Linked DNA regions of Homo sapiens: all the other regions are linked to region 2. A link is a contact called in ENCODE Hi-C or POLR2A ChIA-PET data. All regions are on one chromosome and are shown on one strand. Each heading gives the region's core, a stretch centred on a gene start or an enhancer-like site at or near the end of the contact. The rest is flanking DNA. Distances are from core to core; before and after follow the strand shown.

Region 1 (3,033 bases), core at 481-2,980, 540 kb after region 2:
AACCAGGAGCCCACGCCCACAATGACTAATCCACCCCCACGATAAAGGCATCCCTCTAAGCCATTCAGGAGGGCAGAGCCCTCATGGTGGCCTAATCACCTCTTGAAAGTCCTATCTCTTAATTCTGTTATAATGGCAATTAAATTTCAACATGATTTTTAGAGGGGACATGCAAACCATAGCACTATCTTTTTCTGAAAAAAAAAAAAGTGGAGAGGGAAAGCAGAACAGGTGGGGACACTAACAAAAAGAGAAAGAGACGGAGGAGGAAGAGGAGTAGGAGGCTGCAGCCAAGGAAATCTGAAAAGGAACATAAGATCTATGTCTCAGTATAATCAATGACATCATCTTCTTTCCATATACTAGGTTTTAGTAGGAGAGGAAGGAAAAACACAAAGGAGCAGCTGGGTGGGGTATGGCCAACAAGGAGGTGTAGGGAGCACAGTGAGTGTGCCCAGAAGGAAAGGACCAAGGGCACAGGGTTGGCTGTGCATGGGCATTTTGCATCTCAGGAACCCGGGGCCACTGAAGAAGGCTGAGGGCGGGAGCACAGGGCGTCAGGATCCCCACTGCTGGGAGTTAAGCTCTCAGAGAAGCACACAGGCACTTTCACACAGAGGAGAGTGCATGTGAAGCCGGTTGCCATGACTGGTGATGAGGAATGCTGGTCTGTGCCCTAACCTACCTGCCGAGGCCAGCAGAGATGTCAAGATGGTGCCTGATGATGTCCTGTCTCTCTAGTTGGTCCTAGAGTGAGGAAAGTGGTAGGTATAAAACTGAACAGCCCCATTTCCTAAAACAAGTGCAGGGCCAGGCCCTCTCCTTGGCAGAGAAGAACTCAGGGCCTCCTTGAATGATGTTGCATGTTCCGCTCTGCCTTGCCTGGCTGCAGGAACACCACCACTTCCCTCCCGGGCCTCATGCCTGAGAGGGCCTTGTTAGCAGAGCACCCGCATAGGGGGCAGCACTTTCAAGGTCCCCCTGTTAGCTACCTGTTGGCCTCTTGGGAGTAAGTTCATTGGCTTTTCCCTAGCAGAGCCCCGTGAATGCTACAGAGGACATCCAAGGCCTCCTGGACTTTGCACTGGACCCCAAGAGTTAGTTACAAGGAAGCCAGAGGGCTTGGGCAAGATCTTGCTATCCAGTTAAACTGGGCTGTGGTGTTTTAGACCTCCCAAGGCTAGACCTTGGTTGTAACAAATAAACACTATTCATGTGACATTCTACAGTGTGCAAAATGCTTTCAGCTTCACTGGTGCTTGTTTTTTAGTAATGGCCCTGTGAAGTTGCTGATGAGCAATCTAGACTAAAGAGGTTGTTAAGAGGAGTTCCTAAGGTCATATAGCTGATAAAGACTTGAGCTCACATCTTTTATTCCTGAATTCTCTTCCAGTGCTGTGTTAGAAACCTAAAGAGGAGCCTGAGGGAGGAGACTGCATTAATGCAATTATTCTAATTTAGAGACATAGGTCTGAATTCTTGCATCTAAGGTAGCAACCAAGAGCGTTTTAGGCCCTGGTCTTCAGGTGGCACCCACCCTGCACTATCTTGGGCAACAGCCATGAAATCCTCCAAATCATGCATTTGCATTTCTCAGTTATCACCCCTCCCACCTGGACTATTTTGAGAAGGAAAGCAGCAAGCACTTCCCAGTCTGCTTCTCTCTGTTTCTCTTTCTCTTTCTTTCTCTCTCCAACCCCCAGCCCCGCCCCTGCCACCACAAATGCCACTTACAGAGGCTCCGTTTAATAGTATCCATCAGCCTCCCAGCTGGGGGCAGAGATAAGGGTGCAGTAGTTACTCCCCTATGCTCTTCTTCAGGGTTTGAGGGTGTCACTATCACTTCAATTTGGGAGCCCTTCACACAAAGACATGTGTGCTCAATTACCAGTTCCTAGTGTGGAGAGAGGAGGGGAAATCAACTCTGGCACCCAGCCCAACCATGCGTCTCTTTTACCTGTAAGGATCTCTTCTCCCTCCACCTGGATGCCTCCTCTCTGTCCTTTCCAGGCACTCCAGCCTGCCTTCTTCCCCGCTTTGCCTGATGAGCTGAAGGTGAGGAAACTGGCCAGTGGGCAACTCTTCCTGGGACACAGGAAAACTCTGTTTGAGGATCTGGGTCATTTCTAGACTTATGGCTGTGGCAGGACCCTGGAGCAGTGAACTGGGTCTGCAGCTGCTTCCCCATAGATCCTTTAGACCAACCGGAGGTGTTGCCACCTTCCTAAAAACACTTGTTTTGTCCTTTCTTGCTCCTTCTTAATTCAGTAGCCATTCCTGGATTTTCTATCTCCATCTCTCAGATTTTACTTGCCTTGAGGGAGACGATATAATTGCTGATGGGTTCTTCTTTCCCTCTGCACAGAAAAAAGCAGGTGACTGAGACCGTGGTATCACAGTACAGAAAGAGTTTTATTGACAGGAGGCCAGCCACACAGGAGATGGGGTTTTTGCTCAAATCAGTTTCCCCAGAGGCTTGGAGATTAGGGTTTTTCAAAGACAGTGTGGTGTGCAGGGGACTAGGGAGTGGGTGCTGTGGATTGGTTGGGGATGCAATCATAGGAATATGGAACGTGGTCCCCATGAGCTGAATCCACCCTTGGGTTGGGAGCAACAGGATGGGTTGAATCATGATAAGTCATGAGTCCGGGTGGGTCAGCCAGGAAAACATCTCAAAAGACCAATCTTAGGTTCTACAATAGTGATGTCATCTGTAGGAGCAATTGGAGAAGTCACAAATCTTGTGTCCCCTAGCTGCGTGACTCCTGAGCAGTAAGAGGTTATAGAAATATACCTACCTTTTAGCAGAATTTGAGCTCCTCCCATAATCCTAATCTTGTGGCCTTTCATTAGTCTTACAAAGGTGTTTCCAGCCTCTGAACAGGAAGAAGTCAGTTTTACGTGGGACTATTATCATCCTTGCTTCAAAGTTAAACAGCAAACTAAATTCCCCCTATGGTTAGCTTGGTCTATGCCTAGGAATGAGCAAAGACAGCCAGCCTGTGAGGCTAGAAGCAAGATGGAGTCAGTCAT
Region 2 (2,971 bases), core at 206-2,705:
TGGCTCCACTCAATTAACCTCTCTTCTCAAATTCTAATAATTTCCTTCTCCTTCCTAACTTCCTAGTCACAGAGGCTGTTTTCAAACTATATTGCAAATATCACTTTTTTTCATTCACTCATTCGTTCTAAATTTTTTTTGTGTCCATACTATGTCTTAGGCACTGTTCTGGGTATAAGGATGTATTATAGTGGCAAATAAATCAGATGAAGTCCCTGGCCTATATTCTAGTGGAAGTGGAGAGACAGATAAGAAAATAAATATAAATATTGGCTAGGCGCGGTGGCTCACGCCTATAATCCCAGCTCTTTGGGAGGCCAAGGCAAGTGGATTACTTGAGGTCAGGAGTTTGAGACCAGCCTGGGCAACATGGTGAAACCTTGTCTCTACCACAAATACAAAAAATTAGCCAGGCATGGTGGTGCGCACCTGTGGTTCCAGCTACTCAGGAGGCTGAGGTGGGAGGATTGCTTGAGCTCAGGAAGCAGATGTTGCAGTGAGCCAAGATCACACCACTGCACTGCGCTCCAGCCTGGGCAACAGCGCCAGACCCTGTCTCAGAAAAAAAAAAAAAAAAAAAGAGAGAAAGAAAGACAAAGAAAAGAAATAGAAATATAATAGAATGACAGGTAGAAGTAAAAGAAAGCAGCTGAAGAGGACGGGCAATGATGAGGAAAGGTGATGAAGCTATTTTAGACAGGAAGTCATTGGAACATGTATAGCTGACAGCCATCAGTGCCCTGCCCACATCCCCCAGGTCCTTTGGGATGATCTAGTATAAGCCAGTGTTACTGGAAGCATCTGTGACTCTCTGCCTGTGGCCCAAGGGCTTCTTTCTGTCTCTGTGGCAGGTCCATGCTGGGGGAACAGCTCTTACCCAAGGGCAAATGGGAGTTGAAAGACAAACACCCCAGCTTTCCTGCCCCCCGCTGGGTGGGAAAATTTTGATGTGTATTCCACATCTCCCAGAGGTTTTTGGTGGGACTGAGCCCCAATTGTTCTCAGTGGGTAACTTGGCGATTAAATATTCTGCTGGCCTCTTTCCTTTGCTGGCTCAAGTCTTCACTACTCTACTAGTTCTTCCTGGTACATTTTACACTTCAAACATACCACTTGTACTCAAATCCTTAGTTTTGGAGGAACCTAGCCTAAGTCAGGAAGTCTTAGGAATGGCCCAAGGCAGAAGACCCTCAGAATGAGATTCTAGCATTGGGTCACTTGCTGGCCAACAAAGAGCAGGTCAACAAAAACCCCATCACTGTTAGTAAGTGGGGCAGTGATGATCTCTGGAGTGCTATAGCATCACTATTACTAAGAGTCTTGCCTGTGATTAACTGCGGTAGTGTGTAGGTGGCGGGGAAATGCACTGGCTGATAGAGTAGCTCTTGAACTGAAAGATACAGGGACAATGATAATTATGAGAACTGTGGAGCTGGTTGCTTGTTGTTAACTGCTAGAGAAGCCACAAAGGAAGGAAATAGCAGGCTCAGGTGAGGTAATCATTGACTTAGAGCATGGGTTAAAAGCCAGAAATCTTTCATGGCATCATTTAAAGGGAGTCTCATCTGTAGACAGAGGGTAGAATGAGCTGAAGAATAAGACCCCAAGTTTGATCTTAAATACAACAGAGCTAAAAAGGAGACTGAGTTCACAGCCCACCAGCTTTCTTTCTTTCTCTTTCTTTTCTTCTTTCTTTCCTTCTTTCTTTCTTTTTCTTTCTTTCTCTTTCTTTCTTTCTTTCTCTCTCTCTCTCTCGCTCTCTTTCTTTCTCTTTCTTTCTTTCTTTCTTTCTTTCTTTCTTTCTTTCTTTCTTTCTTTCTTTTTTTTCAGGGTCTCACTTTGCCACCTAGGCTGGAGAGCAGTGGTGCGAACATGCCTCACTGCAGCCTCAACCTCCTGGGCTCAAGTGATCTATCTACTCTCACCTCAGGCCTCCAAGTAGCTGGGACTATAGGCATGCACCACCATGCTCAGCTGATTTTTTTTTTTTTTCATAGAGACGAGGTTTCACCATGTTTCCCAAGCTAGTCTCCAACTCCTGGCTCAAGCAGTCCACCCACCTCAGCCTCCTAAAGTGTTTGGATTACAGGTATGAGCCACTGTGCCCAGCCCCCAAATTTCTAATGCTAAAGCAAGGGACCTGAAAAAGGAGAGGGGCCCTGAGAGTTCCGATGGAGATATTTGGGTAGATGGGCTCAAGGACCTTAAAACCCCAGATTCCTCTTAAAACTGAGAGTGAGAATACTCTGGAGCCTTTCTCCTTGCTAGGAGAAATCAGACTTCTGGTGCTCGGAGACTATGCCAAGGCCTCACGTAGCAAGGGCAAATGCCTTGCAGGATGATGCTTGTCTCTAAGATCCATCCCTACCTCTCTTCATTTCTTCTAGACCAATAATGAGAAATCTTATTATGAGCCAAGCGAGGAAATACTGTTATGTGAAGAAAGGGGTTATTCACCAAAAGCACTGCAAAACCTGGCAAATAGGTACTAGCAGGAAGTGGGAGAACTCTCCTGGAAATGAATCTTAAAGGTGCCAAATCAGGGAGGGCAGAATATAAGACTGAATAGTGGACAGTTTGTTAATACAGGTGTATTATTCAGTGACACGGGACTCACTATCCTGGTAGAATGCCCAGAACTGTACCTAATACATTGCAGAAACAGCTCCTTGAAACTTGAAAATAATGATCAGATGGAGATGCTGGAACTTCTTAGAAGAGAGATGAAGAAGAGGTCAGCAAGTTCAAAGAGATTAGAAGTAAGAATGCATTTTTTTTTTTTGAGACACGGTTTCACTCTGTCACCCAGGCTGGAGTGCAGTGGCACAATCTCAGCTCACTGCAGTCTTGACTTGCTGGGCTCAAGCGATCCTCCCACCTCAGCCCTCTGAGCAGTTGGGACTACAGGCATGCACTACCGTGCCCAGCTAAGTTTTGTATTTTTTGTAGAAATGGGGTTTTGCCATGTTGC
Region 3 (2,700 bases), core at 163-2,662, 930 kb before region 2:
GAGAATCGCTTGAACCTGGAAGGCAGAGGTTGCAGTGAACTGAGATCGTACCACCGCACTCCAGCCTGAGTGAGAGAGTGAGACTCTGTCTCAAGAAAAAAATACTTCTCCCCAGTGCTCACAATCTTGTGAAAATAAAGAATTTTCCTTGGACGTGCTCCTACAGATACACAAAGAAATAATTCAGAAATAAAATCCATTCAACCAAAAGGCCAGGTTCAATGAGCTGGGAAGAAACTGCGTGGGTTTTGCAGCTGCGGCTGGAGCCCAGGAGTCCAAAGCTGCCGTAGACTGGTCTGTGCAGCTCTCAGGAAGGAAGCTTCACAGTGGATCGCTTCACACATCACCAGCCCAATACCAAAAAGGCGTTTCTCAGGAGCCCTGGTGTTGGGGGAGGGCAAGGAAAACAAGTGAGGGACATTCACAAGGGCTCACAGACGAGTCTCGCTGGGGACTATGTGTTATGGGTTAAACTGTGTCTCCACCAACCCCAACATGATATGTCAAAGTCCTAACCCCAGTACCTCAGAATGTGACCTGACTTGGAAACAGGGTTGGTGCAGATGCAATTAGTCCAGATGAGGCTGGACTGGAGTAGGGTGGGCCCCTGCTTCAATATAACTGGTGTCCTTATACGACAGCCACGTGAAAGCACGGAGACACCCAGGGAGAGCGCTGTGCGACAAGAGACTGGAGTGCCGCAGCTGCAAGCCAAGAAACCCCACAGGCTGCCGGCGAGCCCGCAGAAGCTAGGAAAAGGCGAGGGCGGACTCCCCGAGGGTTTCAGAGGCAGCGTGGCCCTGCCGGCTTGACAGAGGACTTCCAGCCACCGGACTGTGAGGAGAGAATACAATTCTGTTGTTCTAAAGCCGCGCAGTTTGTGGCACTTCGTTAGACAGCCCTGGGAAATTAATACACCACACTTGAACTTGAGTTGCTTCCTGTTGCCCTACTCCATCCAGCCCCCTCAGCTGGCAAATGCTCCCACTCCACCACAACAGAGCCGCAGGGAATCCCCGGGTTGCTGTGTGGCTGGGGAGGCCCTTCTCCCCTGTAAGTGGCACACAACAGGCTGGGCTATCCCAGGCCCAGGCCCTTGTCCCAATTTTGTTCCTTCTCTCCAAGTTCCCGGCTGCCTCCTCTGGGCCCTGCCCTCACCAGGGCCCGGTCCCCACTCCTCCCACAGGCAGCCCTGGCCCTCCAGCTGCAGGACGGGGTGTGGAAGTCCCCTTGGGGTGGGCAGTGCCCCGTGCTGCTTCCGCCCACCCCAGTTTCTCACAGAATTTTTAGAACACTTCTTTCAGTTTTGCCTTAAGTAATATCCTTCCTCATGCCCCAACAACCCCACTCACACTGGTGCACTCACGCACCCTCATTCTCTCTTACACACAACTCAGCCACAGGCCCACAGGGTCTCTCTCTCTCACACAAAACTCAGCCACAAACCCACAACGGTCTCGGTCTCTCTCTCACACACACACACGCACACAAAACTCAGCCACAGGCTCACCAGGGTCTCTCTCAACATGCACACATACACACACACACCCCTCAGTCATAGGCTCACAAGAGTCTCTCTTGTCTCTCATACATACACAAACACACACAACCAGCCACAGGCCCACAAAGGTCTCTCTCTTTGTCCCTGTCTGCTCTCTCGCACTCACAAACACACATCTCAGCCACAGGCCCACCAGAGTCTGTCTGTCTCTTTGTCTCTCTCACTCTCTCTCACACACATACACCTCAGCCACAGGCCCACAAGGGTCTCTCTCCTTGTCCCTGGCTCCTCTCTCTCGCACACTCCCACACACACACATACAGCTCAGCCACAGGCCCACGAGGGTGTCTCTCTCTCTCTCTCTCTCACACACACACACACACACACACACACGCCTGTGCAGCTCCACAGGGGCCTGGGCCAGGAGACAGATCTGAATACACATACCACCCTGTGCTGTGAGTGGCCACTCCCATCCAACAACTGAGACTTTCTGTTACTGGGCCAAGGTTTTCTGCCAAACTTACTTCCCTTATAATGAATGAATTCTCCCTCAGAAGGTTCCTCAGTCCTCCCCTGGAAGCTGACCTGCAATGGCCTAACCCACCTATTTACCAGGCATGCCAGGACATATGAGACCCTGATAGGTGGACACCAAAGCTCAGCCTGGAACCCCACCCCCATGTGCATCATTGCAGCAGAACTTCTTCGGACACACTCGATCCACCAGCTAACACTCCATACCCTATGAAGAGAATACGTACGGATTCTAGGTTTGATAAAATCCTGGGCCAGTGGTGGTAAGTCAGGCTGAAAAGCAACCATCTCCCAATTTCCACCCACTGTTTTACCTACAAGACTATTTCTACCTCTCATTATTTAATCCTCCACAAAAAGTATATTTTGTAACATGGTCCCTGAGCTGCCTCACCCTGGGCCAATGGTTTTCAAACTTGAGCGTGCATCAGAGCCACCTGGAGGGCTTGTTAAAACAGATCTCTGGGCTCCTCCCCTAGAGCTTCTGATTCACACCAGGTCTGGGGTGGGGTCTGAGAACCGGCCAGTCTAGCGAGTTCCCAAGCGATGCTGATTTAGGTCCCTGGACCAGGCTTCGAGAAACACTGCCCTAGACCGCTCATTTCTCGCTGAGCTCAGGTGGCCCAGCATAGCACTCAGCATAGCACACACTGCTGTCGGCC

Evidence for each region. A loop is a pair of places that touch in the nucleus more often than their neighbours do. ChIA-PET counts read pairs that join two places held with the same protein, here RNA polymerase II (POLR2A). Pooled maps may share reads with other maps.
Region 1: a pooled map shows a loop between it and region 2 (4-fold over the local background). The contact joins two enhancer-like sites. A Hi-C loop is called at or near these places in 1 of 168 maps with a recorded cell type or tissue (HepG2) and 1 of 50 pooled maps. POLR2A ChIA-PET finds 5 or more read pairs at or near these places in 1 of 52 experiments (H1).
Region 3: a map with no recorded cell type shows a loop between it and region 2 (5-fold over the local background). The contact joins two enhancer-like sites. A Hi-C loop is called at or near these places in 9 of 37 single-sample maps with no recorded cell type and 3 of 50 pooled maps.

What each region holds. Positions count from the first base shown.
Region 1 is chr4:152,013,113-152,016,145 of GRCh38, reverse strand. No RefSeq gene overlaps it. Among named protein-coding and RNA genes, the nearest start is that of LINC03074, 59 kb to the right of the region's middle. RefSeq lists an enhancer at 1,594-1,753. Within about 2 kb of position 1,730, at least 2 of the 41 ENCODE cell types and tissues checked have a DNase peak (open chromatin) inside an H3K27ac peak, as active enhancers do.
Region 2 is chr4:152,552,840-152,555,810 of GRCh38, reverse strand. No RefSeq gene overlaps it. Among named protein-coding and RNA genes, the nearest start is that of MIR4453, 18 kb to the right of the region's middle. RefSeq lists an enhancer at 1,017-1,166. Within about 2 kb of position 1,455, at least 5 of the 41 ENCODE cell types and tissues checked have a DNase peak (open chromatin) inside an H3K27ac peak, as active enhancers do.
Region 3 is chr4:153,486,888-153,489,587 of GRCh38, reverse strand. All of the region lies in intron 3 of TMEM131L (transmembrane 131 like), which reads right to left. Among named protein-coding and RNA genes, the nearest start is that of TMEM131L, 22 kb to the right of the region's middle. RefSeq lists enhancers at 786-995, 1,146-1,315, 1,496-1,565, 1,666-1,785, 1,936-1,985 and 2 more. Within about 2 kb of position 1,412, at least 28 of the 41 ENCODE cell types and tissues checked have a DNase peak (open chromatin) inside an H3K27ac peak, as active enhancers do.